Linked DNA regions of Homo sapiens: region 1 is linked to region 2. The links are chromatin loops, found by intact Hi-C in ENCODE. Cell type or tissue: natural killer cell. All regions are shown on one strand. Each heading gives the region's core, and the rest is flanking DNA. Links, peaks and the distances in the headings are about the cores only. Region 1 overlaps RPS6KB1 (ribosomal protein S6 kinase B1). Region 2 has its middle 23 kb from the start of HEATR6-DT.

Region 1 (16,519 bases), core at 1,086-9,085, 190 kb before region 2:
ACGGCCGACTAATTTTGTATTTTTTTAGTAGAGATGGGGTTTCTCCATATTGGTAAGGCTGGTCTCGAACCCCCAACTTCAGGTGATCTGCCCGCCTCGGCCTCCCAAACTGCTGGGACCACAGGCATGAGCCACCGCACGTGGCTTTTTTTTTTTTTTTTTTTTTTTTTTTTTTTTTTTTTTTTTTTTTTTTTTTTTTTTTTTGAGATGGAGTCTTGCTCTGTTGCCCAGGCTAGAGTGCAGTGGCGTGATCTCGGCTCACCGCAACTTCTGCCTTCTGGGTTCAAGCAATTCTCCTGCCTCAGCCTCTTGAGTAGCTGGAACTACAGGCATGCGACACCGCACCCGTCTAATTTTTGTATTTTTATTAGAGACTGGATTTCATCGTATTGGCCAGGCCGGTCTCGAACTCCTGACCTCGTGATCTGCCCGCATCGGCCTCCCAAAGTGCTGGGATTACAGGTGTGAGCCACCATGCCCAGCCTGTCATATAAAATTAAAAGCAAAAGCTGGGGCCGGGTGTGATGGCTCACGCCTGTAATCCCAGCACTTTGAGAAGCCGAGGAGGGCGGATCACCTGAGGTCAGGAGTTCGAGACCAGCCTGGCCAACATGATGAAACCCCATCTCTACTAAAAATGCAAAAATTAGGGCCGGGAGTGTTGACTCACGCCTGTAATCCCAGCACTTTGGGAGGCTGAGGTGGGCAGATCACAAGGTCAGGAGATCAAGACCATCCTGGCTAATATGTGAAACCCCATCTCTACTAAAAATATAAAAAATTAGCCAGGCATGGTGGCAGGCACCTGTAATCCCAGCTACTCGGAAGGCTGAGGCAGGGGAATCACTTGAACCTGGGAGGTGGAGGTTGCAGTGAGCCGAGATGGCGCCACTGCACTCCAGCCTGGGCAACAGAGCAAGACTCCATCTCAAAAAATATATATATATACACAAAAATTAGCCAAGCATGGTGGTACATGCCTATACTCCCAGCTACTCAGGAGGCTGAGGTAGGAGAAACACTGGAACCTGGGAGGCGGAGGTTGCAGTGAGCTGAGATGGCACCGCTGCACTCCAGTCTGGGTGACAGAGTGAGACTCCATCTCAAAAAAGAAAAAAAAAAAAAAAACCCGGGTGCCTATAGTCCCAGCTACTTGGAACGCTGAGGCAGAAGAATCACTTGAGGAGTTTAAGGCTCTGGTATGCTATGATCATACCCCTTCATAGCTATTGACTGCATTCCAGTCTGGGCAACATAGAAAGACCTCATCTCTATTTGTAAAATAATTTAGAGTGAAATTCCCATAGTGTTGTTTGTGTACTGTGTTTTGTTCATTACCATATTTGCCTGTTGTTGAAGTATAAGAGAATTGTTAGGCTGGTTTATTTCATTCATTCTCTTTCAGTTATGAGACAAAGAATTAAACCTTTAAATTTTATGTTTATTAGATTATTTCTGAAACTTTTAACATATTTTTCAGGGTCAGTTAAATGAAAGCATGGACCATGGGGGAGTTGGACCATATGAACTGTAAGTTTATATGAAGAGATTTTCATTGTGTTGTCTTTCTTACAAGTAGGTTTTATCAGTTCTATTTCGTAGCAATCATGTGATTCCTGTAACCTGTTCTTAAATATGTAGTCATATTTATCAACTCGATGTATTGAATTTGGCACCAAAATCTGATCAATATAACCTATCAGAGTTTTGAGATTATGTATGGATTTTGAGGAAAAGATATTAATTCAGATTCAGAGTACTAAATATGAATCTGAGTTGTTAGTTTAAAGAGCCACAGTTTTAATCTTTTCTTACAGAAAAATTTGTAGAAATGCCTCAAAAAGTCAAATGCTTTCTGTTTTGCTTAAATATACAAACAGAAATTCATACAGTCATTCAAACAGAAATTCATGCAATCCGGCTGGGCACAGTGGCTCACACCTGTAATCCCAGCAGTTTGGGAGGCCAAGGTGGGCGGGTCATTTGAGATCAGGAGTTCGAGACCAGCCTGGCCGACATGGCGAAACCCCGTCTCTTCTTAAAATTCAAAAATTAGCCGGGCGACATAGCGAGACTCCGTCTCAACAGCAACAACAAAAAAGAAATTCATGTAATCTTAAGTCATTTTAGACAAGCTCCATTAGGTGAGTATGGTGATTAATCTGCTCTGTATTGTACTCTCAAGTAAAAAGCATTAGTGTAGGAGGAGAATGAGAAGATAGATCACTCATGTAGAAAGCATTTAAATGACAGAGACAATTGCTACCCCTTTTGGATTCTTTATTTTTATTTTTTTGGAGATGGAGTCTCCCTCTGTCACCCAGGCTGGAGTGCAGTGGCACAATCTCGGCTCACCACAACCTCCACCTCCTGGGTTCAAGCGATTGTCCTGCCTCAGCCTCCCAAGTAGCTGGGACTACAGGAGCGCACCACCACACCTGGCTAATTTTTGTTGGGTTTTTTTTTTTTTTTTTTTTTTTTGAGACAAAGTCTCGCTCTTGTTCCCAGGCTGGAGTGTGATGGCATGATCTCGGCCCACTGCAACCTCTGCCTCCCAGGTTCAAGTGATTCTCCTGCCTCAGCCTCCTGAGTAGCTGGGATTATAGGTTCCTGCCACCACGCCCAGCTAATTTTTGTATTTTTAATAGAGACGGGGTTTCACCATGTTGGCTAGGCTGGAATTTTTGTATTTTTAGTGGAGACAGGGTTTTACCATGTTGGCCAGGCTGGTCTTGAACTCTCGACCTCAAGTGATCCGCCCACCTCAGCCTCCCAAAGTGCTGGGATTACAGGCATGAGCCACCACGCCCATTGGATTCTTTAAATCAAGCTAATAACTTGAAAAAACAGATACAGAGAAGAAGTTTTGTACTATGATGTGAACTAATTGGGTAGTTTTGGAAAGATCCCTGATTTTCTGCTGACATTGCCAAATGAGGTTGGATAATACCTAATTTCATAGATATTTTCAATGAAGTAAATTTGAATAACTGCAAGACTTTTTTTCTTTGTCAACTTAATGAACTTTTTCTAACTTACCTTAGCTTTGGGGTGCTTGATGCTTATGAAAATAAATAATTGTCTTCTTTTACTTTGTTGCACTCCTAAGAGCAAGATGGGTCACCAGCAGCTGTATTGGAGTCACCCATGAAAATTCAATCAGGGTTCTTGCTCTTGTTGTGTCTGCTCAAACTGGCAAGGTCTGATCCAGAAATACGGCCTCAATATGTGCGCCAGTGTTTCTATCAGTAAACGAAGGATATAGATTTCATTAAGTTGGACTAAGTGATCTTACTTGAATGGATTATCCAAGGCATCTACCCAATGAAAAACCATAGTACCCCTTTATGCATAAAATAAACAATTATAAAAATAAGTAAATAATTGATTGCCCATTCTATGAACAAGGAGGCAAACGATTATCAGGCCACCCTCCTCTTGACCTGCTGTTCTGTTTGTTTAGAGCACAAATAATTTGGTGTCATGTACTTTTTTACTTTTACTTACTTAGATTACATTTCTCTGTCTCCTTTTTCTTGACTATATGCTGAAAGTAATTTAACTTTTTGCAAATTTATTTTTGGTTTTGCTTTTCTTCCCAGTGGCATGGAACATTGTGAGAAATTTGAAATCTCAGAAACTAGTGTGAACAGAGGGCCAGAAAAAATCAGACCAGAATGTTTTGAGCTACTTCGGGTACTTGGTAAAGGGGGCTATGGAAAGGTAGGCAATATTTTTGAAATGAGAGCTGTTGTCTGTCTTGAATAGATTGATTTTTATGCCCTGGTTCCAGCAGTCATCTTCAGTCTTTGTCAGCTATCAGCAAAGGATGTGATCATGACCACTTAGCTGGTATGTTTGAGGGATGTACAGAAGTTCAGTTTTCCCTTCTTTTCATACCACCACACATGTAAAAGCCTGGCACATAATAGGTACTCAGTCAAGGTTCATAGAATACATAAATAGACAACTGTACCAGGCAAAGTCTATTATTAAAGGGTTCATTCTTTACTTTGGTTAAATGGTATCCTCTTTAAAAATAAAGCCCTCCTTGCTTACAAGAGACATGGCAGTCTGAGTTGTTATCTGTTACTGAGACCTTAATCTCAACTGGTTTTCTGGAGCAATAGAATTGGGGAAGCTGAAGGAATATAAAAAGGGGGAAGAAAACTATTTAGTTTCACAGTTTTGCCCAAGGCTTTACAACTTAAGACGTCACTTTTATGAGTTCTGCCCACAAAACTTTTTACCAAACTATTCTCTTATCAAAATAATTTAGATAATAACTTGGTTAGTATTAAGTTTTAAGAATTATTTTTGCTATTGTGTAGTGTTAATTTTTGCAAAGCAGACATTTGTAGCCTATTCTTATGCTTAAGAACACATTGTAATTTCTAATCATCCTGAATGTGCAACACATGCACTTTGAATCTCACATGTTTTAGGTGTTGCATGAAAATGTTTATAGTTGTCTTTCAGTATGGGGGAGGGGTAAGGGAGAACTGATTCCAAGACCTTTGCAGATAACAAAATCTGCCGACGCTCAAGTGCCTTATATAAAATGGCATAGTATTTGCATATAAGCTACACACATCCTCCCATATGCTTAATTTTTTATTTTATTTTTTATGATTTTTGAGACAGAGTCTCGTTCTTTCCCGCAGGCTGGAGTGCAGTGGCACGATCTCAGCTCACTGCAACCTCTGCCTTCCAGATTCAAGCGATTCTCCTGCCTCAGTCTCCCGAGTAGCTGGGATTACAGGTGTGCGCCACCACATCCGGCTAATTTTTGTATTTTTAGTAGAGATGGGGTTTCACCATGTTGGCCAGGCTGGTCTTGAACTCCTGACCTCAGGTGATCCACCCGAGTTGGCCTCCCAAAGTGCCGGGTTTACAGTTGTGAGCCACCTCACCTGGCCATATTTGTGTTATTTTTTATTGTTTGTATTGTTTATTGTTTTTTCCCCCAAATATTTTCATTCTGCGGTTGGTTGAATCCACGGCTGCTGAACCTGTAGATTCAGAGGGCCAAGTATTAGTACAAACTATTTTAAGTAATAGGTAAACAGTAATTTCCTGCCAACTATTTTTAAATAGTTTTATGTGAAGCAAGGGCAGTGGCAAGCAACCTTGAAAGAAATTTATGAAATATTTTATAATTTTTACTGCCAACTATTTTTAAATAGTTTTATGTGAAGCAAGGGCAGTGGCAAGCAACCTTGAAAGAAATTTATGAAATATTTTATAATTTTTAAGGTGGTATTATGCCTCTGGGAACACTGTTTATAGCTTGTTCTAAGTAGGATTTTATATATTAATATAAAGTAACAGTGTTTATTATTAGATGGTCATTGTCCAACATTACCACCAGATGGCAGCAGAACAAACAGGAAAGTCATGATCATTAATGTGGTCTGTTCTTTTAGCTGATCATTTTTGCACATAGTTTTTATAATATAAACTGCTGTGGCATATGTTTCTTATAACTAGGAATTAAGGGAGTATGCCTGACATAGTTTGCCTTTGAATAACACACACTTTTTTTTAATCCAGGTTTTTCAAGTACGAAAAGTAACAGGAGCAAATACTGGGAAAATATTTGCCATGAAGGTGCTTAAAAAGGTGATTTCCACTCCCCCTTTTTAGTCCTCACACACCATATTTTTACACTTGATCTCAGCCAAAAGGCTGGGAAGCAATCATATCATATTTTTAATTGTTGTAACATTTTGGCCTAAAATTTGCAGTCAAAAAAATGTATCTCAAGCCAGGTACAGTGGTGCACACCTGTGGTCCCAGCTACTTGGGAGACTGAGTCAGGAGGATTGCTTGAACTTAGGAGTTCAAGGGTAGCCTGAGCAATGTAGTAAGACCCAGTCTCTTACAGAAAAAATGTATTTATTTTCTTTTCTTTTTTTTTTTTTTGAGACGTAGTCGCGCTCTGTCGCCCAGGCTGGAGTGCGGTGGTGCGATGTCGGCTCACTGCAACCTCCACCTCCCGGGTTCAGGTAATTCTCCTGCCTCAGCCTCCCGAGTAGCTGGGACTACAGGTGCATGCTGCCACGCCCAGCTACTTTTTTGTATTTTTGATAGAAACGGGGTTTCACCATATTGGCCAGGATGGTCTTGATCTCCTGACCTCAGTGATCCACCTGCCTCGGCATCCCAAAGTGCAGGGATTACAGGCATGAGCCACCGCACCCGGCAAAAAATGTATTTCTAACACAGTTGCAATACTTTTTAGAATGTGAGGTATGTTTCATTACTGTTATTCCTATTTTTATTTCTGCTTGGTGAGTGTGGAAAAGAGAGCTCTTGCAATTCTTTGCTGAGGTAACTCTTCACTGTTTCTGATCTCCTTATTTCTAAGTAATAAGCATGTACTGCCATCTCTTTTTTTTTGAGATGAACTCTCACTCTGTTGTCCAGGCTGGAGTGCAGTTGTACAATCTCAGCTCACTGCAACCTCTGTCTCCCAGGTTCAAGTGATTCTCCTGCCCTAGCCTCCCTAATAGCTGGGATTACAGGCGCCTACCACCACGCCTGGCTAATTTTTGGATTTTTAGTGTAGACGGGGTTTCACCATATTGGCCAGGCTGGTCTCGAACTCCTGACCTCAGGTGATCCATCTGCCTCGGCCTCCCAAACTGCTGGGATTACAGGCACGAGCCACTGCGCCTGGCCTACTGCTATCTTTTTTTTTTTTTTTTTTTTTTTTATTGTGACAGAGTTTTGCTCTTGTTGCCCAGGCTGGAGTGCAGTGGAGTGATCTCGGCTCACCACAACCTCCGCCTCCCAGGTTCAAGTGATTCTCCTGCCTCAGCCTCCCTAGTAGCTGGGATTACAGGCATGTGCCACCACGCCCGGCTAATTTTGTATTTTTAGTAGAGATGGGGTTTCTCCATGTTGGTTAGGCTGGTCTCGAACTCAGGTGATCTGCCCGCCTTGGCCTCCCAAAGTGCTGGGATTACAGGCATGAGCCACCATGCCCAGCCAACTGCTATCTTTTTAATTCAGCAGTTTTCAATTTTTTTTTTTAGACGGAGCCTCACTCTGTTGCCCAGGCTGGAGTGCAGTGGCGTGATCTCAGCTCACTGCAACCTCCACCTCCCAGGTTAAAGCGATTCCTCTGCTTCAGCTTCCTGAGTGTCTGGGATTACAGGCGCCCACCACCACACCCGGCTAATTTTTGTATTTTTAGTAGAGATGCGGTTTCGCCATATTGGCATGCTGGTGTCGAACTCCTGACCTCGGGGGATCGGCCCGCCTTGACCTCCCAAAGTGTTGGGATTACAGGCGTGAGCCACCGAGCCTGGCAGTATTAACTTTCTTTTATGCGAGTTAAGGATTTGTTTCTTGTTTACTTCACCCTCCTTTATCCTCATCCTCTCATTTTGTTTTGCTTTCTTTGAATCTACTATTGTCCTCTGATGTCTTCCAACAACTTTGTAAAACACCTTTCAGTCTAATGTTCTTTGATCAGGCTTATAAGATAATCTATCAGTTCCATTTATTTCCCAGAGGCATATCTTAGGAACTTTCTATCCACCTGTTCCCATCTGGAGTGGTAGCTCTTTAGTCACAACTGTTATGACTGGACTCTTTCTTCACCACAACCCTGGAATCCTCTTGGCTCCTTCAGTGTTGGATCTTTTGTTTCCTGGATCCCATATCTTCATTTTTTCCCTTTTTCTTAGTTTATGTCCTTGTTTTGGTGACACTATACTAGTGGCTCCCTCAGACAAGGTATATAAAGATACATTTATAATAAAAATATATCCATATTGCATATTTGAGAATTTCTTTACATTTTTATTTACTTGATTGTTTATGTTATTGGAGTTGAAAATTATTTTCACTTAGAATTTTGCTCAGTTTTCTTCTATTCTTGAGAGTTTCTGTTGAAGTGCTTTGGCATTCTGATTCCCAGTCGTTTACACATGGCCTATTTTTTCTGTGGAAATATTTAAGATTTTCTCTTTATTTCTGATCTAAGTTTTTATAGTGATGTGTGTTGCTTTGACTTTGATTATTATTTTTATTTAGTTAGTTTTTGAGATAGGGTCTCGCCCTGTCACCTAGACAGGAGTGCGGTGACACAATTATAGCTCAGTGCAACCTCAAATTCCTGGGCTCAAGCTATCCTCCCACCTCAGTCTCCTGAGTAGCTGGGACCACAGACACGCACCACCAGGCCTGGCTAATAAAAAAAAATGTAGAGATGGGCACTCACCATGTTGCCCAGGCTGGTGTTGAACTCCTGGGCTCAAGTGATCCACCCGCCTCGGCCACCCAAAGTGCTGGGATTGGATTACAGGTATGGCCCACTGCGCCCGGCCTATTTAATTAAATTAATTAATTTATTTATTTTTAAGAGACAGGGTCTCACTCTGTTTCCCAGGCTGGAGTGTGGTGGTGTGATCATACTTCACTGTAACCTGTAACTCCTGGGCTCAAGCGATCCTCCTGCCACAACTTCTGAGTAGCTAGGACTGCAGATGCATGCCACCACGCCCAGTTCATTTTTAAAATGTTTCGTAGAGACAAGGTCTTCCTGTGTTTCCCCGGCTGGCCTGGAACTCCTGGCCTCAAGCAGTTGTTCTGTTTTGGCTCCCAAAGTGTTGGGATTACAGGCATGTGCCACTGTGCCCAGCCTATTTTTATTCTTTTAATCTTAAAGCTTTAGTCTTTCAGTTCTAGGAAATTTTCTTATGTGATTTATTTGGTAATTTCCTTCCCACTGTTTTCTCTTCTTGGAATTGCAATTAGTTGGATGTTGGATCTCCTGGACCGATCATCTAATTTTTCTTATCTTTTCCACGTTTCCATTTCTTTGTCTTGTTTACTTTCTTCTACTCAATTTTTTTTTGAGATGGAGTTTTGCTCTTGTTGCCCAGGCTGGAGTGCAATGGCGCAATCTTGGCTCACCGCAACCTCCGCCTCCTGGGTTCAAGCGATTCCCCTGCCTCAGCCTCCCGAGTAGCTGGGATTACAGGCATGTGCCACCATGCCCGGCTAATTTTGTATTTTTAGAAGAGACAGGGTTCCTCCATGTTGGTCAGGCTGGTTTCGAACTCCTGACTTAGGTGATCCGCCCGCCTTGGCCTCCTGAAGTGCTGGGATTACAGGCGTAAGCCACTGTGCCCAGCCATTTGACTAAATTTTTTTTTAAAGCTGTTGTATTTGTGATTCTCCAGAATTCTTTCTGTTGTTTTTGTTTTATAGCAACCTGTTTAATGAGTATAATATCTTCTCTTACCCCTCTGAGAGTTTTATTTTTTTTTAATGTTTATTATTATTTTTTTGAGACAAGAGTCTCACTCTGTCGTGCAGGTTTGAGTGCAGTGGTGCGATCTTGGCTCACTGCAACCCCTGCCTCCTGCGTTCAAGCGATTCTCCTGCCTCAGCCTCCTGAGTAGCTGGGATTACAGGTGCCCGCTACCACACCTGGCTAATTTTTGTATTTTTAGCAGATATCGGGTTTCATCATGTTGGCCAGACTGGTCTTGAACTCCTGACCTCAGGCAAAACGTCCACCTCGGCATCCCAAAGTGCTGGGATTACAGGTGTGAGCCACCACGCCCAGCCTCTCTGAGAGTTTAATTATAATTATTTGAAATGTTCTTTTGTTTTACGCATGTTCTTTTTTGACTTTCTGTTTTCTTTGACTTTGATTTAGTCAGTTTTAGTCACTTTGTTCCATGTTAGAGGCCTTCTTTAGATGTCTGGTGTCATTCACTGATTATTCTTTTTTTTTTTTTTTTTTTTGAGTTGGAGTCTTGCTCTGTCGTCTAGGCTGGAGTGCAGTGGCACAGTCTCGGCTCACTGCAATTTCCACCTCCTGGGTTCAAGCGATTCTTGTGCCTCAGCCACCCAAGTAGCTGGGATAACAGGCATGTGCCACCCTGCCTGGCTAATTTTTGCATTTTTAGTAGTGACAGGGTTTCGCCATGTTGTCAGCCTGATCTCGAACTCCTGACCTCAAGTGATCTGTCCACCTAGGCCTCAATAACCCATCCACTGCGCCTGGCCTGATTATTCATATTTAAGAGTAGAACTCTGAAAAGCTGATCAGAAGTTCTGTGTGTGTAAGCTTCTCTGCAGGGTAGTCAAGTGGTTAGCTGGCACTTGATCAACAACTTCAAATAATAGTGTCTGTAGGGCTGGGTGTGGTGGCTCACGCCTGTAATCCCAGCACTTTCGGAGGCTGAGGCAGGTTGATCACCTGAGGTCAGGAGTTCAAAACCAGCCTGGCCAGCTGGTTTGGGGGCGCTGAGGCAGGAGAATCGCTTGAGCCTGGGAGGTGGAGGTTGCAGTGAGCCAAGATTGCACCATTGTGCTCTAGCTTGGACAACAAGAGCGAGACTCCATCTCAAATAAATAAATAAGTAAATATTGTCTGTAGATCTTTTTTTTTCTGGGGAGGATCAGTTGGTGCTAAGAAAGTTCTGCCATTCATTTGCCTGGAAAAAGCATTCTGGAGCTGAGTGAGAGAAGATGGAGATCTTACCTCTCAACACGCGGACTTTCACTAAACTCGAGTTTTTACATTAGTACTTTACTCTGTGGATCTAATCTTTCACTTTTTTTTTTTGTCCCGGGGAATTTAACTCTCCTAGGGTTAGTTCTTCGACTTAGTATGGAGATGGGAGCCTTTTTGGTCTGTCTGTTCCTTACACAGACTTGTAGATGATCTCCCTGTTTTTAGCACTCCACCTTCTGCCTTCTACAGTCTTCAGTTCCTTTAATTTTTTCCCTTCCTTCTAATTTTTCCTCTAATGTTTGAACCTTGCTGGGGTTCTATAGATAGATTCAACTTCTTTTGTGTATTCCCCTTTGCAGGCACTTAGGTTTGATCTTACCCCACTCTGCTACATCATGGACCATTGCTTTATCCCCACTCTGTCTTTTCAGGTGTGGGATTCCACATGTCTTCTAGTTTTACTGATGGATTATGTGTGTGTTTGTTTTCTTATTCTTGTTTGGGATTGATTACTGAAAAGATTCCACTGTCTTTTTTTTTTTTCCTGGGTTCAAGTGATTCTTCTGCCTCAACCTCCTGAGTAGCTGGGATTACAGGTGCCCGCCACCACACCCAGCTAATTTTTGTATTTTTAGTAGAGACAGGGCTTTGCCATGTTGGCCAGGCTGGTCTCGAACTCCTGACCGCAGGTGATCCACCCTTCTTGGCCTCCCAAAGTGCTAGGATTACAGGCATGAGTCACTGCGCCCGGCCTCCACTGTCTTAAAACAAAAGTTCCAGTGGAGAACTACTTTAAAGACAATCAAAGTGACTTTTTAAAAAAATTATAAGACTTGTAAAACTTTGGTCCTTCTTGCTGATTTTTATTTAAGCAGTATAAATGACTCCTCAGTTTGAAAGCTGAGGAACAAATACTGTGACCACAATTTTATTGGTAATTGTCTTTAAAAAGCCATCTAGCTATTCTTCACATCAGTTTCTTCTTCAGTGGGTTGACATTGATATCAGCTATTTGACTTTCCTGTTGGAATTGTTTTAGATTAATGATTTTTTAATCTGTAAAACATGTTAGGTATAGAATTGAAGGCAGCATAATAGTGCTTGTCCCAGAAATGTGAAAAGAAGTACTGGTCAAGATTTCTTCTTTTATTTGAAACAGAGTCTCACTACATCACCCAGGCTGGAGTGCAGTGGAGCGTTCTCAGCTCACTGCAACCTTTGCCTCTTGGGTTCCAGTGATTCTAGGGCCTCAGCCTCCCAAATAGCTGGGACTACAGGTGTGTACCACCACGCCTGGCTAATTTTTGTACTTTTGGTAGAGACAGGGTTTCACCATGTTGGCCAGGCTGGTCTCAAACTCCTGACCTCAAGTGACCGCCCACCTCAGCCCCCTAAAGTGCTGGAATTATGGGCGTGAGCCACTGCGCCCAGCCTCTGGTCAAGATTCTTAACTGATTCATTCCTTGTGATGTGTTATTTATGTCGGATAATCAGGCCTGACCATATTAGGCATAATTAGATCTTGGGTGAAGTATGTTTTTGGCACAGGTATCTAGTGAAAAAAAGAGTGCTTGTTTTTTTTCCCCACTCATGGTGGGTGGGGTGGTATATTGGGAAATCCATAGACTTAATTACTGCTAAGTGTCAGGCCTCATTCTGGGGCCCAGGGATCCAGGACCTAAGCTGTTTGCCTCTGCTTTTGCTTGGTTGCCATTGTTTCCCATTCTTGGGGTTCTTTTCTTAATCCTGGCTAGAGGATCTGATACTGTCTCCTTCCTTGTCCTTGAAAGCAAGCTCATAGCAAAAATAATGAAAATAAAGATGTCATTAGGGTTAAGTTCAGGGCTTTCATTTCTAAATCCCCAAGTAAGATGACTATAGGCTCCCTTTGAGTTCCTTCCTTCTGATTTTAATTATCCTGGAGGCAGAGTACTAACCCCTCTGACCTGAGTGTGTGGTAAGTGTATACCTCTTCCCCCAGACTTTAAGATGAAATCAGAGTAGAACCAGGTATCCCCTTAAGTGAGTTGTTTCAATCTGGACATTCTGTCTGGATTTATTAGTTCTCCTGGGACTGTTTACTTCTTATAGGAATGGTACCATTCAGGTATTTGCTTAGAGTGGAATAGTGAGGAAAAGACTATCAACAGCCATCACCCGACCCTACCAGTTGCAGCAAAAATATACCATGGAAGCAAAATACTATTGCCTACGGCATTAGTTCACCTCCCACTGTACATTTTAGAACCTTTGGCCAAAGGTGTTCTCCACCTCTGAAATATTGCGGTTTCATAGAACAATAACTTTCTCACTTTTGACTTACTTGATTCCTACAATGCCTGTTTTTTGGCCCTAAGCCCTTTAGTTAATAAATTTTAGTTAATAAATTTTCCTCATGTACAATTTGAGAGTTAACTGCAGATTTCATAGCACTTCACCCCTAATTTCATCTATACATCTCCTAAGAATAAGGGCATTTTTTTTTTTTTTTTTTGAGAAGCAGTCTCACTCTGTTGCCCAGGCTGGAGTGCAGTGGTGCAATTTTGGCTCACTGCAACCTCCACCTCCTGGGTTCAAGCGATTCTCCTGCCTCAGCCCCACAAGTAGCTGGGATTACAGGTGCCTCCTACCACGCCTGCCTAATTTTTGTAATTGTAGTAGAGACGAGGTTTCACCATGTTGGCCAGGCTGGTCTCAAACTCCTGACCTCAGGTGAGCCGCTCTCCTCGGCCTCCCAAAGTGTTGAGATTACAGACTTGAGCCTCCGTTCCCGGCCTCTTTTTCCTTTTGTAGTTAACAAGTGATCTGTGGAATGATAGAAACGGTGTGAATATTCTGTCCTATAATAATCTTTACTTAATGGTTTTATCTGGATTGTTTCTTGCCCAAATATTACTGTACTGTAGTGATTATAAAATGGAGACTTTTCTATTTTTTCTGTATTTTTTCTATATTGTCATTAGTCTGTAAAGATTTTTTTATACTCCTTTTTTTTTTTTTTTTTTTTTTTTTGAGATGAAGTCAGGCTGGAGTGCAGTGGTGTGATCTCAGCTCACTGCAGCTTCTGCCTCCCGGGTTCAAACTATCCTCCTGCCTCAGCCTCCAGAGTAGCTGAGACTACAGGCGTGCGCCATCGCGCCCAGCTAATTTTTTGTATTTTTAGTAGAGATGGGGTTTCACCATGTTGGCCAGGATGGTCTCGATCTCTTGACCCCGTGATCTAGCCACCTTGGCCTCCCAAAGTGCCAGGATTACAGACGTGAGCCACTGCGCCTGGCCCTATACTCTCTTTTAAAAAAATTTGTTTGTTTTTTTTTTTTGAGATGGAGGTTCACTCTGGTGCCCAGGCTGGAGTGCAACGATGTGGTCTTGGCTCACTGCAACCTCCATCTCCCAGGTTCGAGCAATTCTCCTGCCTCAGCCTCCTGAGTCGCTGGGATAGGTGCGTGCCACCATACCCAGCTGATTTTTGTATTTTTAGTAGAGATGGGGTTTCACTATGTTGGCCAGGCTGGTCTTGAACTCCTGACCTCATGATCTGCCCGCCTCAGCCTCCCAAAGTGCTGGGATGACAGGCATGAGCCACCGCACCTGGTCTTTTTTTTTTTTTGTGAGACAGGTTCTTCCTCTGTTGCCCAGGCTTGAGTGCAGTGGCATGATCATGGCTCACCACACCCTTGGACACCAGGCTGCCTCAGCTCACTGCAACCTCTGCCTCCCAGGTTCCAGTCATTCTCGTGCCTCAGCCTCTGGAGTAACGGGAGTATAGGTGTGTACTATCACACGTGGCTAATTCTTGTATTTTTAGTAGAGATGAGGTTTCTCCATGTGGGGCAGGCTGGTCTCAAACTCCTGGCCAACATGGTGATCCGCCTGCCTCGGTTTCCCAAAGTGCTTCATATTGTTAGCCCTAATTCTAGTCCAATTCCATAGCGTTCTTTTTTATTTTTATTTTTTTATTTTTGAGATGGAGTCTCGCTTTGTCCCCCAGGCTGGAATGCAGTGGTGTGATCTCGGCTCACTGCAGCCTCCACCTCCTGCGTTCAAGCAGTTTTCTGCCTCCGCCTCCTGAGTAGCTGGGATTACAGGTGCCTGCCACCACGCCCGGCTAATTTTTGTATTTTTAGTAGAGACGGGGTTTCATCATCTTGGCCAGGCTGGTCTTGAACTCCTGACCTTGTGATCTACCTGCCTCGGCCTCCCAAAGTGCTGGAATTACAGGTGTTAGCCACCGTGCCCGACCACATTCTTCTTTCAGTTCATATTTGGATATCCTTTTTTTCTACAGTGAGAAGAACTCTGGTAACAACATAAACGCACTCATTTGTTCAGTTGTACAATATGTGCATAATGAAAATTGTAATACCAATAGTATTTCCAGCTACAAACCTACTAAGTTTGATTTAATATTTCTTTGCAATTTTTTGTGTGCTTACATATAGGCCACTAAGGGTGTGCAGTCTAAAATTACTTAAATATCTTTTTCTCGCTGGGTGCAGTGGCTCACACCTGTAATCCCAGCACTTTGGGAGGCCAAGGCGGGCGGATCATGAGCTCAGTTCGAAACCAGCCTGGCCAGCATGGTGAAACCCCATCTCTACTAAAAATACAAAAATTAGCCAGGTGTGGTGGCAGGTGCCTGTAGTCCCAGCTACTTGGGAGGCTGAGGCAGGAGAATCACTTGAACCTGGGAGGCGGAGGTTGCAGTGAGCTGAGACCATGCCACTGCACTCCAGCCTGGGTGACAGAGTGAGACTCTGTCTAGAAAAAAAAAATCTTTTTCTCCTATATCTTTTTTCTCTTTCTCTTTCTGTGGTAAAGTTATTGGTGTAATAGTCAATTAAATTTGTGTATTCCTATTGTATTCAGTTGTACTTCCTACCCCTCATCCTTGTTGATTTTATTTTATTTTTGGAACTCATTAAACATTAATATGGTTCAAAAAGAAAAATCTACATTTTATAATTACAGTAATATTTGATTTAGGGAAGAAAAAAATGGATGATAAAACCATTGGGGTTTTACTCAGAAGGTATTCTCAAAAGTCTTATTTCTTTTCCTTCCCTTCCATTATCATTAGCTTTTAGTTTATCTTAGTTGTCTTCATTTTTGCAGGCATAAGCAGATACATATTATATATATTCTCATTTCCCCTTTCTTGTACAAAAGATAGCATAGTATCCATGCTGCTGTACTTTTAAGTACTCTTTTGTATCTTGTTTTTATAGAAATTTTTCTTATTTTTATTTTATTTATTTATTTATTTATTTATTTATTTTTTTGAGACGGAGTCTCACTTTGTCACCCAGGCTGGAGTGCAGTGGCGTGATCTCGGCTCACTGCAAGCTCCGCCTCCCAGGTTCATGCCATTCTCCCGCCTCAGCCTCCCAAGTAGCTTGGACTACAGGCACCTGCCACCATGCCCGACTAATTTTTTTTTGTATTTTTAGTAGAGATGGCGTTTCACCGTGTTAGCCAGGATGGTCTTGATCTCCTAACCTCATTATCCGCCCTCCTCGGCCTCCCAAAGTGCTGGGATTACAGGCGTGAGCCACTGCGCCCGGCTGATTTTTCTTATTTTTATAGCTTTGTTACATGTTGTGTAGATTCCATAGGTTTTGGGCCAATATCCTATGTCTGAGCATTTAGGCTGTTTCTAGTGTTCCACTTTCACAGATAATGTTGCAACCAATTACCTGTGTATTTGCTTTCCATATTACTTATGGAGATGTACCATCAGGGTAACTTCCTGGAACTTATACCTGGCATGTCTAAAACAGGGCATCATTTTCCCAAAACTTTTTCACTTTCTTTTGCCAATATTGAATGGCACCATTATCTGTCCTATTACTTATGCAGAAATAAAGGTATCATCATTTCTTCTCATAACTAGTTTGTCAGCAAATGCAAATTATGTATTAGCCTTTCATTTTTTTCTATCTTCATTTTCTTATAGATCTTCTTAGTTGGTTTATTATACTAGCCTCCTAACTAGTCTCATTTCTTTCCTAATACTCCCTACTGCTACTAGATGTG
Region 2 (16,519 bases), core at 4,362-12,361:
GTACTCCTAAAGAGAGTGGCTACTTTTGGGGATTCTTAATTTCTTGAAGTCACTGTGTGAAGGCCAAAGCAACTCCATGTTGTAATCTGCCATGTTGCCTTCAGATTAACCTCTGCTCTGGGAAGGCCATTAAAATTTCCAGTTTGTGGCCGGGCGCCGTGGCTCATGCCTGTAATCCCAGCACTTTGGGAGGCCGAGATGGGCAAATCGCAGGGTCAGGAGATCAAGATCATCCTGGCTAACATGGTGAAACCCTGTCTCTACTAAAAATACAAAAAAATTAGCTGGGCATGGTGGCAGACGCCTGTAGTCCCAGCTATGCGGGAGGCTGAGGCAGGAGAATGGCGTAAGAGAATCTGGGAGGCAGAGCTTTCAGTGAGCCGAGATCATGCCACTGCACTCCAGCCTGGGCGACAGAGCGAGACTCCATCTCAAAAAATAAATAAAATTTCTAGTTTGTCTGTTATTCCTTGTGTAACAGCACATACTTACTGTAAATTCTGCTCTTAGGTCAAAACAACTTTGGTGTTATCATACTTTAATTGTTCTACACATCACTTCTGAATCATGTATGCCCTTTTCCTGTGGTATATCAGCCCTGGGTCTGTGGGGTAATGGTGCAGGGATCCACCATCTCATCTCTCCACCACCAGAGACACAGACATGGCTTCTGTTTGTAGGTCCCTATTAAATGTTACCTTCTAAGAGATAGGATTTGTCAGCCTCTTTCTTCAGCCTCTCAGCTTCCTTGTACTTTGGGGGTAGGTTTGCATAGACCTGCCTGCCATGGAACAATTATAAATTTTTTTCTGAAAAAATGGCAGTGTTATAGTTGTGGAATACTATAGTCATGTTACATTTAGGAAGTGCCAGCCCATGGTGTATTTCAGATGTAATTTCATTCCTTCCTATTGGCTGGTGAGGCCGGAAGACTTTGGGGTGACATCATTGTGCACTTTGTTGGCATAGAAGAAGGTAATATTTGTGAGTCTTGGGGTTTCAGCATGAAACTGAGAAAGGGAAGTTCAGTGAAGAGGAGAAAAAGGGTAGAGTGGACACTTTTTTTTTGGAGTTGGACCAGCCTGAAGTAAGTAAAGATTTCTGGGCCACCAATGACTGTCCATTGCACAGATCCAAGCATACCAGTCAGAAAGCAGCCACTTCCCAGGGAGCATCATGTAGATTTTAGACTCCAAGGATACCACAAGCCACTATCAGGTGAGAGGTGCAATTGTTACAACCCAGCATAGAGGTCCCCTCTTTATTTCTCAAAGTTTTGGGAGAACCCAAGACCCATAGCCTTTATTTTAGGGACTGTTTAATCATCTTGGCAGAGAAAGAGACTACGTAATTGACTCAGGTCATTTGAGATCTTAGCATTAACCAAGATCCTGTAACACAGGCAGATTTAGCCCTTTTGTTTCTATTTCTATATTTAATATAAATTTATATTAAATTCTTGCAAAAATTTAGCTTTTGGCTAAAGTCAGCTTTTGGCCACAGCTGTTGATCAGCAGGGAAACAGAAGGAGAGGCCTCTGATGTCAGTAAGGGATTTTCACACTTAGCAAGCAACTCTTGTGGCCAGTTGCACAAAAGCAGAGTTGTAGTGAGATATCCAATTCCCATTAGAGAAATAAGGGAGCTGGAACTCAGAGAACATAAGTGATTTGCTCACAGTCAAGGCTTGTGAGTGGCTGTGCTGGGACTGGAGTCAGGCGAACATGGCCCTGAGGTCCATATTGAATAGAAACCTTCTCTATGATTCCTCAACAGACACACATACCCATGCTGTTTCAGGTCCACTCTCAGGTTGCTTCTGCTGGGGCCTTATGTGCCTGAGGGCAGAAACTCATAATCATTTGAGGACCCACAAGGTGTTGCAGTCCAGCATGACCATTTCAGACTCCAGCATGATATTTCAAACCATATAGGGTAGCATCCTACCCTATATGATTCCTAGCTGGGGCCCCCATCACCAGGGAAATGGTGCTGGTTCTCACCCAGAAATAGATAAAGAGGAAGTGTCTCTGCTGAATAAGAACAGGTATGCATGCCTATCCCGACTCCCTGCTCCCTGAATGAAGCAGGGCCTCCTGGCATCGCTTGATGTTTGTGATGCTATCCCCGGTTGCATTGGCAGCAGCCAACACCAGGGTTTTCCAGTGGCTGAGGTCCAACACGTGGTTAATGTCATTGCCTTTTCCTCCCTTCCTTGGGATCAGGGGAATAAATGTCTCTTACTTAGAACTGTTCCACACAGACTTAGAGTGACAGAGAAGTAATTTAACCTATTAAAGGCCATTTTGAGCAAAAACCACCTTGTGTCACTGAAGCTGTAGAACTGAGCCACAGGAGGAAACTGTTAAAGTCGCAGGGTCAAGGACAAGGTACCTATGTTATCCCGATGGCATAGAAGCACAGCCTGAGTCTCTTCTTTGGCTGAGCCAAGGGCGTGCTGGAGAGGCCTGAGAGAAGAAGGAACGGCCCTTCTGACCAGTGCCCTTTTGGTTCACAAGGAACGTCTCCTCTTGTTTAAGTGATTTGGCTGAGCTTGCTACTTCTGCTTTGAGAGTCAAATATCAGGATCAAGACTTTAATTATCCCCAATTTACAGATGATGAAACCATATTGGGCAGGAAAGAAAGTCACCGCAGGAGAGCGAGTTGGACCTGGGCACTGGCTGAGGACAAAGGGGAATGATAATTTGGGATGTAGCTTGTTAAGGGGCCTCCCAAGTGTTCTTGTGATCCAGGTGTGGAGAGGATAGAGCAGAATGGTTGCCAGGGAGATGCAGGTAGGGTGCACTGCAAGAGTGGGAGAAATTAAAGAGAACATGCAACAAAGCCTTGGGACAGCGGGAGGGGGATGGACCACCCTGTTTTGTGCTACGAGAGAAGAGAGCAAGAAAAGGAATCTGTGTTAAATCCCGACAGCCTGCAGGAGAAGCAAATGCCCTTCCTTTTGTTCATCAGCAGTGAGACTGGCATCCCTGTAGCTTTGGGAAACTGGCCAGTGTGGATGCCAGCTCCCTCCAGCGGGCCTGACTGGGAGACCTTGGGCTGGGGTTCTGGTCTGGGGCTCCTAGGCCTGATGGGAGGAGAGTTCAGCCCAGGTTTCCTGTGCTTCAGCTCGTATCCAGATGATGGTAACTATTGAAATGAGAGACTCAAAAGAAGCTGGAAACTGCATTTTTTGTTGTCCCATGTGGACACCTGTGTTCAGTTCCTAGTTCTACCTCTTGCTGTCTGTGTGTTCTTAGGTAACTGACTTAAACCTTTCTGAGTCTCATTTTCTTCATTTATGAAATAAAAGACATAACACTTATGTCAGATATTGTCCTGAGGATTAAATGGGAGAATGAGCAAGACTCTTCTGCATTCCCCTTGCGTCCAGTGGGTGGAGGCCAGAGAAGCTGCTAAACATCCTGCCAGGTGCAGGACAGCCCCCATCACAAAGAATTGACTGGATCCTGATGTCAGTAAGGCAGAATTGAGGATCCTTGGTGTGGGGGAAAAAGAATAAACTCGGAAGCTTGGCAGATCTCAATTCAAACCCTGGTTGTACCACCTCTAGCTGAGTGACCTTAGGCAGGTCTATGAACTCTCTGAGACTTGGCCTCCTCATCGATAAAATGAGGGAGATAAAACTACCAAGCTCACCAGAAATAACCCCATGCATATATGGTCAACTAATCTTTGACAAGGTCATCAAGGATACACAATGTAGATTCTTTTATTCCTTTACTTTCTTAATAGGCTTCCTTTCACTCTACTTTTACAAAAAAGAATACACAATGTAGAAAGGAAACTCTCTTCAATGAATGGTGTTGGGGAAAGTTCCTGCAAAAGAATGAAATTGCACACTTGTTTTACATCATATACAAAAAATTAGCTCAAAATGGATTAAAGATTTAAATGTAATATCTGAAACCATATAACTCCTAGAAGGAAACATAGGGAAAATATCTTCTTGACATTGGTCTTGGCAATAATATTTTTTTGCCATAACACCAAAGCACAGGCAACAAAAGCAAAAATAAATAAATGGGACTATATCAAACTTAAAACGTTTTACATAGCAAAGGAAACAATGACAAAATGAAAAGGCAACCTATGGAATGGAAGAAAATATTTGCAATCCATATATTTGATAAGGGGTTAATTATATAAGGAATTCACACAACTCAATAGCAAAAATTAATAAATACATAAATAACCCAATTAAAAATAGGTAATGGACCTGAATGGACTTTTTTTTCCCCAAGGAAGACATACAAATGGCCAGCCAGCATATGCAAAGGTGCTCAATGTCACTAATCATCAAAGAAATGCAAATCGAAACCGCAATGAGATATTGCCACATAGGATAGGACAGCTATTCTAAAAAAGAGAAGAGATAACAAGTGTTGGTGAAAGTGTGGAGAAAAGAGAACCCTTGTACACTGTTGGTTGGAATGTAAAGTGGTATAACCTTTATGGAAAACAGTATGGAAGTGCCTCAAAAAATTAGAAGTGAAAGTACCATACAATTCAGCAATCCCACTTCAGGATATATACTCCCCAGAATGGAATTAGAATCTTGAAGAGAGATCTGTGCCCCATGTTTATTGCAGCATTATTCACAATAGCTAAGATATGGAAACATCCTAAGTGCCCATCAACAGATGAATGGATAAATAATATGTATATAAACCATGGACTATTAGCCATTAAAAAGAAGAAACTCCTGTCATGGATAAACCTGGAGGATATTATGCTGAGTGAAATAAGCCAGACACAGAAAGACAAGTTTTGTATGATCTCACTTCTATGTGGAATCTAAGATAGTGAAATGCATAAAAACAGATAGTAGAATGGTGGTTGCCAAGGGCTGGGGGTGGGGAAAATGGGAAGCTATTAATCAAAGGCTATAAACTTTCAGTTGTAAGATGAACAAATGCTGGAGATTTAATGTACAGCATAGGTGATAATGGATGTAATAAATTTGTGATAATTAGTACACAATATATACATATATGAAATCATCATGTTGTATGCATTAAATATATACAATCCTTGTCAACTAAATTTTTTTTAATTTAAATGCCTAGGTCATAAGAATTCTGAGAATTAAATACAATAACATATATGAATGGGCCTGCTATACAGAAGGTGCTAAATAGGTTTGTTTTGTTTTGTTTTATTTCAACTCTGGCAGATGTAGACTTATTGGGAAAGAATGTAGAATACCCTTGTGCACAAGGATTATCTATATGATGACTAAATATCCTGCATACATGCCATGTCATTTCTTTTTTTTTTATATGCAATACTTTTATTTTAGACATGCAAGGAAAGCTATTTCAGAATCTACTAATTTAAAGCAAGCAGCTGTATACAGACAGCAAAAGAAGCAACATTTTGTTACAGCTTAGCACAAGGCATCCAACGCAAACAGACATGAGACAATGCATATTTATGTAGCATTAAAACCAGATGAATAATATATTATGGGGCAGGAGGAGGAAAGGAGGGGAAAAATAGAAATGAAAGACCAATGTTTCTCAATGCTTCCAATATATAATGCTAAATTTCCCACCTGATAGCACATCCAGGTGCTTCAAATGTAGTGCATTACAGTGAGAATGTTAAGAATGGAAAATCTTATCTGTGTACCTGCCTAATACTAAGTTTGGTCAAAACACATTTTCATAGATCTTCTTTCAGTGGTAAATCGATTTGAACATCTTGTGAAGTTATTGTTTAATAACTTACTTAACTTAGGCTTTATGCTGTCTATATATAAACAATGAATTCTTTTCCTTTTATAAAAAAATATGCTGCATGTTTTATTAAAAGAATATGCAATAGTTACCAATATTAAAGGTTTTAAAATTCAGAAATATAATGCCACAGTTAACAAAGTATTAAGTATTTAAATGAGGACTTAATATATTAGAATGCCATCACTAGTAAAATATAAGTATTTAGGTATTAAAACTGAATGAATATTAGAATTTTTGAACTATATAAACTCAGCATTAATGCTTTGAAAGAGTTATTATTCAGCAACAGATACTGCAGAACAGACTTCAGACATAGCTCTCTAATAAGTTCTTAAAGGGATTGTTTGATATTATTATATAGCACAAATGTGATTCAATAAATGTGGCACTACAAAATTTCTTAATACTGAATGTTTTAACCTTAAATATTATATAATGGTACAAATTAATTTTAGTTTCTTGTAATATTTTCACATATACTTTTATGTGATACATTAGAACACATTAGCTCATACAGATTGTAAGATAATCACACAAAATAGTTTCTTTTTTTAACCTCAATATTTGAAGACCAAACCACACTATATATTATGGCACTGCTTATTTTGACCTAGCACTTCAGCTATATTTTCTTTGGTAAACATTTTAATGATTGTCATGTTTTCCTCTTATAAGATAAATCACAGATGGTTCATTAATAATATGTATATGTTTAAGATTTAATATTACTCAAAACACTTCTAGGTCATATTTTATCAAGATGAGATTAAATCAGTTGCAGAGAGGAATGAGCTGTATCAAGATCACATATAGAATGAAAATACAGAAAAGTTTGGAATGTGAACAGGAAAAAAATACAATCATAAAAGTACTAGTTCTAAAATGTTCTACTATTATTATACAAGACAATAAATCACCATGCTGAGGATATTTTCTTTCATATGTATATCAGCATTCTATTTCCTCTGTGAAATTCTGCATACTCGATGAGTAGTCATTTAGTACACAGGGACATTAAAATATTCATGACGTGGCTACAAAAGAAATGCATATATTCTTACACACAGTATACAAACTGACACAGACACAATCAGATTTCTAGAACATTTAGTTCACAGTAAAGATAACTAAAACTTAAGTTTCTGTTTGCTTTCCTTCTTTGGTTTAAGGCTGAATATTTAACTTCTAAACAATGCCCAAGACTTTAGATTCATTTTTTTCTAACTTTACTACATACAGTGTTCAAAATGATGACAGACATCCTCCAGAAATTTTACAAAATCCTAAAACACTATATTTACTACTAATATTATGAAAAGATTTTCAGTGTAAGTCATCTGGTCAATACTGAGTTGACCAAAAATTCAATTAGAATATTTCCCTTCCACCAGTGTTTAAATTCATTAGTACATTTGTATTACATAAACTAAAGAAACTAGAGAAAAATCTTTCCCAAAAAAACTGGAAAAGTAGTCACTCATCTGGTATTTTAAGTAGCAATGAAGGTTTTTAACTGTTTACTTATACCTACAAAAGCAAAAAATCCAAAGAATTTGACTGAGACTGAGGATATTACTTTTTTAAAAATCCTCAAGACAGATTTTAACAAACTCTCCAGATTTGAGTGTCTACAGAAGGACTTCTAGGGGCTCCGAGAGTTCCCTGAAATTAGAAACAAAATGATGTACAAATTTTCCTGGGGTGACGGCCCATCATCTTTCGGACTCTCAAAGGGATTATATCCCCACCAGAAAGCAAGTTTAAAATTGCTTATTTGAGTGTCTTTAAAGTATCCTCATTTTAATATTTATTCAATTTGAAACTTTGAAATATTGAACTACAAAATCATGTAAACTGTTCCAAGAAAAATATCTAACAAATCCCTAAACTTACACAACCATTAATTACAAACGTATCTGAGGACAAAAGCCAGTTACATTTTAATCCTCAAAGAATTCCTAAATATTTTAAAGAGATAGCTGCCCTTTTCCCCCAACTCAGAATATAGTGGAATGAAGCAGCAAGTTAAAATCATATTAGTAAGAAATTAAACTCCCAACTACTTCATTTTCTCACAGAAGCTCTCATTTTCATAGGGAAATTCTTCTGTATCAATGGCATTAGTGATTCACAGTATTTAATGAATGCTTTTTTGTCAATGAACCTCTGAAGCTATTTCCATATTCTGTGTAAAAAATAAATTATAAGCCCCAATAATGGATCATTATCCAAGCAAAATTCCCTATGAAAATACCAGTTTAATGAAGTAATTGGGACTATCCCTTGGGATTTAATGTAATTAGACTTTTCAGGTAATGCTAAAATATAAATAACAAACTTGACAGAATTGTCATTACAAACTGAATGTATATACCCTACTACATTTCGATGCGTGTCAGTACTCCAGCAGGTATTCTAGTACGCTTTCTTAAACCCAGTGAAACTCTTGCTGTGATACATAGTCTCTGTTTTCTCCTGCAGTAGATCGGCCTGCTCAATTGCTTTAAGGACATTTTTCTTGGATGTTTCCTGAACTTCCCCTCCCAAAAGAAACTCATCCAAAATAAAATAAGCCTTCTCAAAATTAAAGATGATATCTAGTTCACAGACACTGCCGAAATACTTGTCAAGTAATTCCACATAACGATGAATTATTTCCAGGGTAATTAGTTCATTGTCCTGATCCTCAATAGCACAGCAAAAATACAGACTAGCATATCTTTTGTAAACAATCTTCAGATCTCGCCACTCAAGGAAGCTGCACATTTTAGGTTTCCGTGCTAAAACGGTCTGAACAAGTTCTCTTGTGATCTTTTTCTTCTCTTTGTCCGATAGTGGGACATACCATTTTTGCAGTCGAAGCTTTCCCTGACGACTAAAAAGCAACATAAACTGCATGGCGGCCGCGGGCCGCGGGCGCGGCGGAGCTTGGCCGGTGGCGGCGGAGCTTGGCCGGCGGCGGCGGCAAAGGGGAAGCCCCTGTCGCCGTGCTGAGGAAGAGAAGCCGTGGTGCTGTGGGGAAGGGCCATGCCATGTCATTTCTATTTCTCATTCCATGGGTAATAAAAGCAGAACCAGCCTTCTGGTGGTCACAAAACATTTTGACATGAGAAAGGCTCATGATGAGCAATCTGGGAATGTACATCCCAGAGCATGCATGCCCTTTGACCCACAGCTACCATGATGTCATGTCTAGTAATTAGTCCTAAGGAGATCATCAGAGATATGTAAAGAAATTTCATTCTAACAGCATCCTCTGTAGTGTTATACATCAGGGGCTGGCAAACCATGTCGGGAAGAACACAGTCATGCCCATTCATTTACAAATTGTGTATGGCTTCTTTCCCTGCAACAGCAGAGTTGAGTGTTGCAACAGAAACCTATGGCCTGCAGAGTTTAAAATATCTACTCTTTGGCCTTTTTTTTTTTTTTTCTTTTGTGACAGAGTCTTGCTCTGTCGCCCAGGCTGGAGTGCAGTGGTGCGATCTTGGCTCACTGCAACCTCTGCCTCCCGGGTTCACGCCATTCTCCTGCCTCAGCCTCCCGAGTAGCTGGGACTACAGGTGTCCGCCGCCACACTCACCACACCCAGCTAATTTTTTGTGTTTTTAGTAGAGACAGGGTTTCACCGTGTTAGCCAGCATGGTCTGGATCTCCTGACCTCGTGATCTGCCCGCCTTGGCCTCCCAAAATGCTGGGATTACAGGCGTGAGCCACTGCGCCCGGCCTACTCTTTGGCCTTTTATGGAAAAAAGTTGCTGACTCCTGGTGAATATATTAAGAAAAAGTTGGAAAAACCTAAATCTTCAAGAGTGGAGAATTAGAAAGTAAGACACGTTGTATATAAGACAGATAGTGTGTGTGTGCATTTATTTGTAAATACATTGTTTGGAAGTAATGTTGTCAACATATGTTGCAGGTCTTAAAAATTGTTCAATATATAGTGTTAATCAACAAACAGGCAAATTATAAAATGTAGACAGAATGTGATTGTGCATTTTGTGCATACACCAACAGAAGAGGGTGCTAAGAAGCCTGTGGACCAACATGCTAAGTGTGGCTCTTTTGATGGTGGTATTATGGGATTTTAAAAATCCTCTTGGTTTTGTATAGATTCTGACCTTCCTGTAATGAGTGTGAATAAATATGTGTTTCTTTATAAATGTAAAAATAACTTTATCTTCCCAGTTCTCATAATTGAAAATGTTGGAACAAATGGTCCTGGGACAGATCTTTCCTTTGAGAAGGGCAGAGGAGGGGATTCAGCTGGGTTTCTGTTGCATTTCTAGTAACACACAGTTGTGAAAGGCCAGTGTTGGCCATTCCCCAGGACAGACTGGGGTAGAGGAGGTCAGGATTTAATTACTTGAGGGACCAGGGAATGGACGTGGCCACAGTCCTTCCTGACTCGCTGTTTTCCCTTCCACAGTCCCTGTCTTCTCCTCACTGATGCACATAGATGCCTGACCAGAGGAGAGATTTAGTTTTCATCCGAGGATTATTTGTTATGTTGCAGTTCTGAAATTCCCATAATGTTTAAACTAGAACACAAGTGATTTCATTATCTCTAATGTGTACGGCTTGATAGAAATATATTCCATTATGTATCACCTTAAATCCAGATAAAACATAAGGAATTTCTATTCCATGTTTGTATGATCAGTGCTAATAATATAAAAAGTCTAAAAAATAGCTATTTCCTATATTACAGTATGAAATAAATATGCTGAATGATTTGTTTTGGGGGGTGGAAAGGTGTAAGACTGAGGAGGGTGCCTGTGGGGAACAGTGATAGGAATCCTTTCTTAAGGGTTGGGTTTTACATATGTCTTTTAAAATAGATGATATCATTAATAAATTATCTGTGGGCATCATGAAAAAAGTGGATAATGTACAACTTTTATGAGCTTGACAGTTGGTGAAACGCTTTTCTGTTTAAAATTTTATTTGACCCTCCCCAAAAGAAATGTTTATTCATGAGTATTAGGGTAGTTCCAGTAGTAATGCCTCAAAAGAACCAGGAGGTATAGTGTTGTCTAAAATGTGGACTCAGGAGCCAGACTGCCTGGCTGTGCAACTAGCCTTGTCACTTCCTAGATATGTGGCAAGTTAATTAACTCCTCAGTGTTCTTATCTGTAGAATGGGGATAATCATAATATACATCTCAGGGTTATATTAAAAATTGAAAAAGTTAATTTTGTAAAGCATTTAGAATGATATCTGACAAATAAGTGTGTTTATAAAAGCAAACCCTATAAAAGTGTTTACTCATTAAATACAATAATCTGAAGCCATTAGTGATTTAAACACTTGTGGCTGACTTGATAATATTTATGAAAATAAATACTGTATTTATAATCTTTGACCTGGTTTTACTCCTAGGAGTTTATTGTACAGTAAACATTTTCACAGGCAGACAAAAATATTACTATAAAATCATGTTTATTACATCTATCTGTGCAAAAGGAAAAAACATTAGGCAAATAAAATGACAATCAAAAGTGGTATTAGTTAAATGAATTATAGTAAATCCGCTGATTAGTAATCATATAATCCAAAAAGAAGTAGGCATATTTATGTGATGTGGGAAGATCCACAACTAATGTTAAATGGTAAAACATATAAAATGTTATGCCCAATAAAATACTTTCTGTGAGAGAATATGTTAATTTATTCAAGTGGCACCAATGTGGAGGGTTTATGCTAATTTCATTATACCTCACAGACAGACCTGGGCTCTCCCACTCATTATCTATGTGGCCTGGGATAAGTCATTTAACTGCTGTAAGCCTCAGCTTCTTCATCTGTCAGGCAGTGATACCCTGACTACTCTGCAGGGTAACTCTGAGATTTAAACGTGATCATCTCAGAATATGCCTGGCAAACAGTAGGAGCTCAGAACTTGATGTTTTTTCCTACAGCAACTGCATGTCTTTTGGGGATAGCACTTAATGCATGAGGTTGGTAAATCCTTATATACATAAAATATTGTGAAAACATAAGTACGTGCTACCATTTTTTCAAACCTCTTTTTTTTTTTTTTTTTCCTGAGACAGAGTCTCACTCTGTTGCCCAGGCTGGAGTGCAGTGGCACCATCTCAGCTCAGCTCACTGCACCCTCCAACTCCCGGTTCAAGTGATTCCTGTGCCTCAGCCTCCCGAGTAGCTGGGATTACAGGCATGTGCCATCATGCCAGGCTAATTTTTTTTTTGTATTTTTAATAAAGATGGGGTTTTGCCATGTTGGCCAAGCTGGTCTCCAGCTCCTGGCCTCAGGTGATCCTCCTGTCTGAGCCTCCCAAAGTGCTGGGTCAAACCTCTTATATCCAGTAAAACAGCCTCACTGGGTCAATGGATATCATGTGGTTGCCTAACATTTTTACTTTATAAAAGGTCCTCATGAGGCCATTCGAAAGTATGAATCAAAACGCTTTAAGATGAACAGGGCCATAAGTTTGTATGAGGCTTCTCAGTGGACCTCCAGATGAAGACCAAAGTAATTACAATTTCACATTTCATTTGTGAACATGGCCAGCAGCTACGTTCATACATGAAACAGGACAATGACAACAGCACCAGGAATAGCTGCCCCTGGTCAGATGCCCTCATGAGCCCAGCTCCACAGGACAGGGCCACCAGGCCCTGCTTAGGGGAAAGCGGGGGCGGGTTTGTAGAGGAAGCCCAGCCAGCCAGCCAACCAGAGATGGGAAAAACCCATTGGGAAGAAGTTGCTTGCTCTAGCTGGACTTTGCAAAGAACAGGAAAAGATGAATCTGGACAGACAAATGGTCCTGAGTGGGGGAGCTTGGCCGTGAGCGTGACTCAGGATGTGGTCAGCAGCTGCCACACCAGGACACAAGATATGCAAAGATGCTGGGTGGTTGGTTCTTAAAGATTTTGTGCCTTGAGAAAACTAAAGGATGCAGACGTAGGCAGAAGGTGGCTCTTTAAAAGTGCTTCAGGCAAGGAGGCAGTATGGCATGGTAGAAAGTGGTCTGGTTTTTGAGTTGAAGAGACCAGCCTTGCCATTTATTTTTCAACAGATCACTTCACCTTCTGGGCCCTAATTTCCATGTCTGTGCAATGAGAATGACATTATACTTAAGATGTAACAGGAAATGAAAGCACAAGTATAAGATCTCCCCATACTTTCATCTCATCCACTCTAACCAGGGCTGACATGCATGATTTTCCAGGTTGTGCACTGAACAACTATGTCTGGTGGCCAGGATGAGTGGGACCATCATCCATCTCCAGTGTCATTTCTGAAGTGCTCCACCCTGGCACTGCCTACACCTAGAGGGAGGGACACTTTTCCTAAATAGGATACAGGTGCTGTCTGTTTACCCATGGGACTCTGTCTACTGGAAGGGGGCGTTTTTCTAATTCTCAAAGAAGCATCTTTTGAACTAGTGGTGGTCTTCATCCAGCCTGCCATGACTATCTGCATTCGAATGCAGGCTGTTTATACACACATTTCTCACCCTCTATAGAGTGGAGGCTATGGTTTTCCTGTCTGGAACCAACTACTCTTTAGTACAAATTGGGGACAATTGTAGGCATGAAAACCTAATGGGACTCTGTTTATTCTGGGAATAGGGTAGAGATGAATCCTGCCTGGGATGTGGGAAAGGAAGAAAGCCTTTGACTCATCCCTTTAAGAGAAGGGGCTTTTGGCAGTCTGGAGTCTTTATCTTTTCTGAGTTCCTGGCTGACACTGATGTTTTAAAGGCTAACACAATGTGGAAGTTCCAACTCCCAGGCTGACCATTAACTCCATCCCATGCCACAAGCACCCCAGGAAGCCAGGGTTGGAACCCAGAGTCAGGGAGAGGGGTGGCAGCCCAGGCTCGCAGGAGCCAGTTTCCTAAGCCTGGAGCATGTCAGGCAGAATCAGGCATAGCCTGTCCTGAGTGTGCTGGAGCTGGGCTGTCCTGGAGGTGAAGAATCATACACAGAAAGGAGCACCCGAGAAATGCCCTCAGGCTAGGAGGAGAAATCCACATGACTATTGTGGAAAGTGTGGGTTTTGGTGTAGAATTTTTACTCTTTGATGATTTGAGCACTTTTCATCACCATGGTGGGCCGAGGACCTGCCCCAGTCCCCAGATATTGCTCCAGACAATGAGTTCTGCAGCCTGCAGTTACTGTTTTCCCTCTTCAGCTGCTCTACTTGGGAGCCTGGCTCTGTTAGGAAGGTGCGGGCAACCCTGTTCCCCCGCCCTAGGATTGAACCAGGATGAAGACATATCCAGGAAAGCCGCTGTGGCCAGCCTGAGCGTAAGAGAGACTGCGACTCCCTGCCCAGTGGAAATACACTATACTGCAAGATGCCAAAATGAGCCACTTGAATCCTTTTTTTCGGGAAGTCAAAAGTACGGTGAGGCATGAGAAGAAGGATCTCCAGCTCCAAGTTGTTCTCCCTCTTGTGGCTGAACACACTGTTACCATATGCTTATGAAACCATTTGCATATGGTACAAGCCCATGTGGGAGAAATGAGAGCTCTGACAACTTCTACCTGTCTTCTGTCCTCTCCTGACAATGCATCTCCATCACTAATAGTGGCCTCTGGGTTTTACTTTCTTCTGTGCACAAAGAAAACAACTGGTGGCACCTGTACATAGAGAATTCCAGAGGCAGGAAACTCTCCTTACTTTTGGACAGTGCACAGCAAAGAGAATGTAGTTGGAAGTTCAGCCAACCTGGATTGCAAGCCACCTGGAGCAACATGGCCTTACATGAGTCACATGACTGCTGGGAGCAACTCTCTAAAAGAGAGTGGTGAAGAAACCTAGGTCATCAGAAGGTTAAATAGAATAACGTGTGTGACTGGGCAGAGCACACAGAAGGCACCAAATATGTGTTTTTTAGATTCTTTCCCAAATCTAGGAGGTGGAACTTAGCAATAAAATGCCTTAAAACCTAAAAAAAAGTTATAAAAGTGCATTCAAGGTCATGGAAAAATATACATTAGGTATAAAAAGGAAGGTTGTAAATGTATGTAAGATGTAACATAATAACTAGTTTGCACACACCCTTACAAAATAAAAGTTCTATAAGGATATGCACCAACCGATTTACTATGGCTAACTCTTCTAGGTTCTAGGCGCTCCGACAGGTTTCTGTTGCATTTCCCAGTGACCATGACCCCTAATCCCCTAAGCCCCTAAGCCTCCCTCTTTTCTGCTCACAGAGAACTGATGAGAGGAGAGACTCAGCTCAAAAGTGTTAAGTGAATGAAGTCATTTCTTAAAATATTGGGTTTATAGTTTCCTTTTTTTAAAAATAAAACAAACGATATAGTTTATAAGCTTTTTGCTAGAAAAATAATAAAATCTTATTTAAAAACATATACTGTTAACATTAATGAGATATTTTCCCACTTAAAATCTCATTTGATACTCCCATCAAATAAGATTTATTCTTTAGGATTTGAGTAATTCTGGGAATAAAGCCTTAATAAATCAGGAAGGACAACATAGTCATTAAGTGCCTGGGCACTGCAGACCCTGGTTTCCAAACCAGCTACTTTCTGTCTGACTTCTGCCAAGTTACTTTGCCTCTCTGAGCCAAAGTCTTCTCATGTATGAAACAGAATCATTACAGTTCTCCCCTCAGGATGTCATGAGGAGTCAAGGTCTAGGAGCAGTACCTAGCACAGCACAAGCACGATGTAAGTATTTGCTAAGTGAATGAATAAAAATATGATGATCTTTTATTATGCTGCCTGATTTGGTAATATGTGTTAGTAAATGTTTGTAACTAATTTTATCATCTCACTCTTAGGAATTTTAAAAAATCACTTCTAGAGGTGTACAAAAACACTTGCATATGATCCTGTTCATTTCAGCATTCTATGCAAGAACAAAAAATTGCAAACAATTAAAGTGTTCACTAAAGGAATGTTGGTTAAATAGATTACAGTAAATTCACTTAATGAAGTATGACATAGTCCTTTAAAAGCATGAAGTAGGTAGATTTATAGGTTGATGATAGAAGTATCTATTCACAATTATTATTAAATGAAAAAATATGTAATAAAATGTTAGGTATAATATACTTTATATAGCATTAACACAGTATCTGTGAATATTTTCAAATACAGTCCACAGTGGATATTTCTCTCATGCTACACAGACAGATCAGGGTCAGGATCTTGGCTCTGCCCCTTATTAACTGTAGAACTCTGGGAAATTCATTGAGCCCCTTGGAGCCTGTTTCTACATGTATAAAGTGGTGATAATATCAATTATTCTGCAGAGTTGTTTTAGGTTTTCTTTTCTTTTCTTTGTTTTGTTTTGCCTTTTTTTTTTAGATGGAGTGTAGCTCTGTTGCCCAGGATGGAGTGCAGTGGTGCGATCTCAGCTCACTGCAACCTCTGCCTCCTGAGTTGAAGCCATTATCATTCCTCAGCCTCCCGGGTAGCTGGGATTACAGGCATACGCCACCACACCCAGCTAATTTTTGTATTTTTGGTAGAGATGGAGTTTCACCATGTTGGCCAGGCTGGTCTCGAACTCCTGGGCTCAAGTGATCCACCCACCTTAGCCTCCCAAAATGCTGGGATTACAGGCATGAGCCACTGTGCCCGACCCTATTTCAGGTTTAAATGCCATAATCTCCATGAAAATCCCTAGCAAGCAGCAGGTACTCAGGGTGGTGTTTGTTCCCACAGTGACTGTATGTATCTGGGGGACAACACGGGTAATGCATGAGATTCACAAGTCCATATGTAACCCACACATTGTCT

Evidence for each region. Peaks named below come from ENCODE experiments on the same cell type or tissue, not always from the same donor. Only the 100,000 strongest peaks of a DNase experiment are listed, where the experiment ranks them.
Region 1: it touches region 2 in a loop (4-fold over the local background); 3 of 110 quality-filtered maps call a loop at or near these places.

What each region holds. Positions count from the first base shown.
Region 1 is chr17:59,909,082-59,925,600 of GRCh38, forward strand. RPS6KB1 (ribosomal protein S6 kinase B1) reads left to right here. Exons shown (of 15, transcript NM_003161.4): 2 at 1,481-1,530; 3 at 3,603-3,723; 4 at 5,554-5,622. It also overlaps the pseudogene RPS29P21. Among named protein-coding and RNA genes, the nearest start is that of RPS6KB1, 24 kb to the left of the region's middle. In natural killer cell, for the core only: CTCF peaks have their summits at 5,367 (motif pointing right) and 5,569; a DNase peak (open chromatin) is centred at 5,380.
Region 2 is chr17:60,093,999-60,110,517 of GRCh38, forward strand. It overlaps the pseudogene LOC653653. Among named protein-coding and RNA genes, the nearest start is that of HEATR6-DT, 23 kb to the left of the region's middle. In natural killer cell, for the core only: no CTCF peak of the experiment used is centred there; a DNase peak (open chromatin) is centred at 8,763; H3K27me3 peaks cover 352 bases.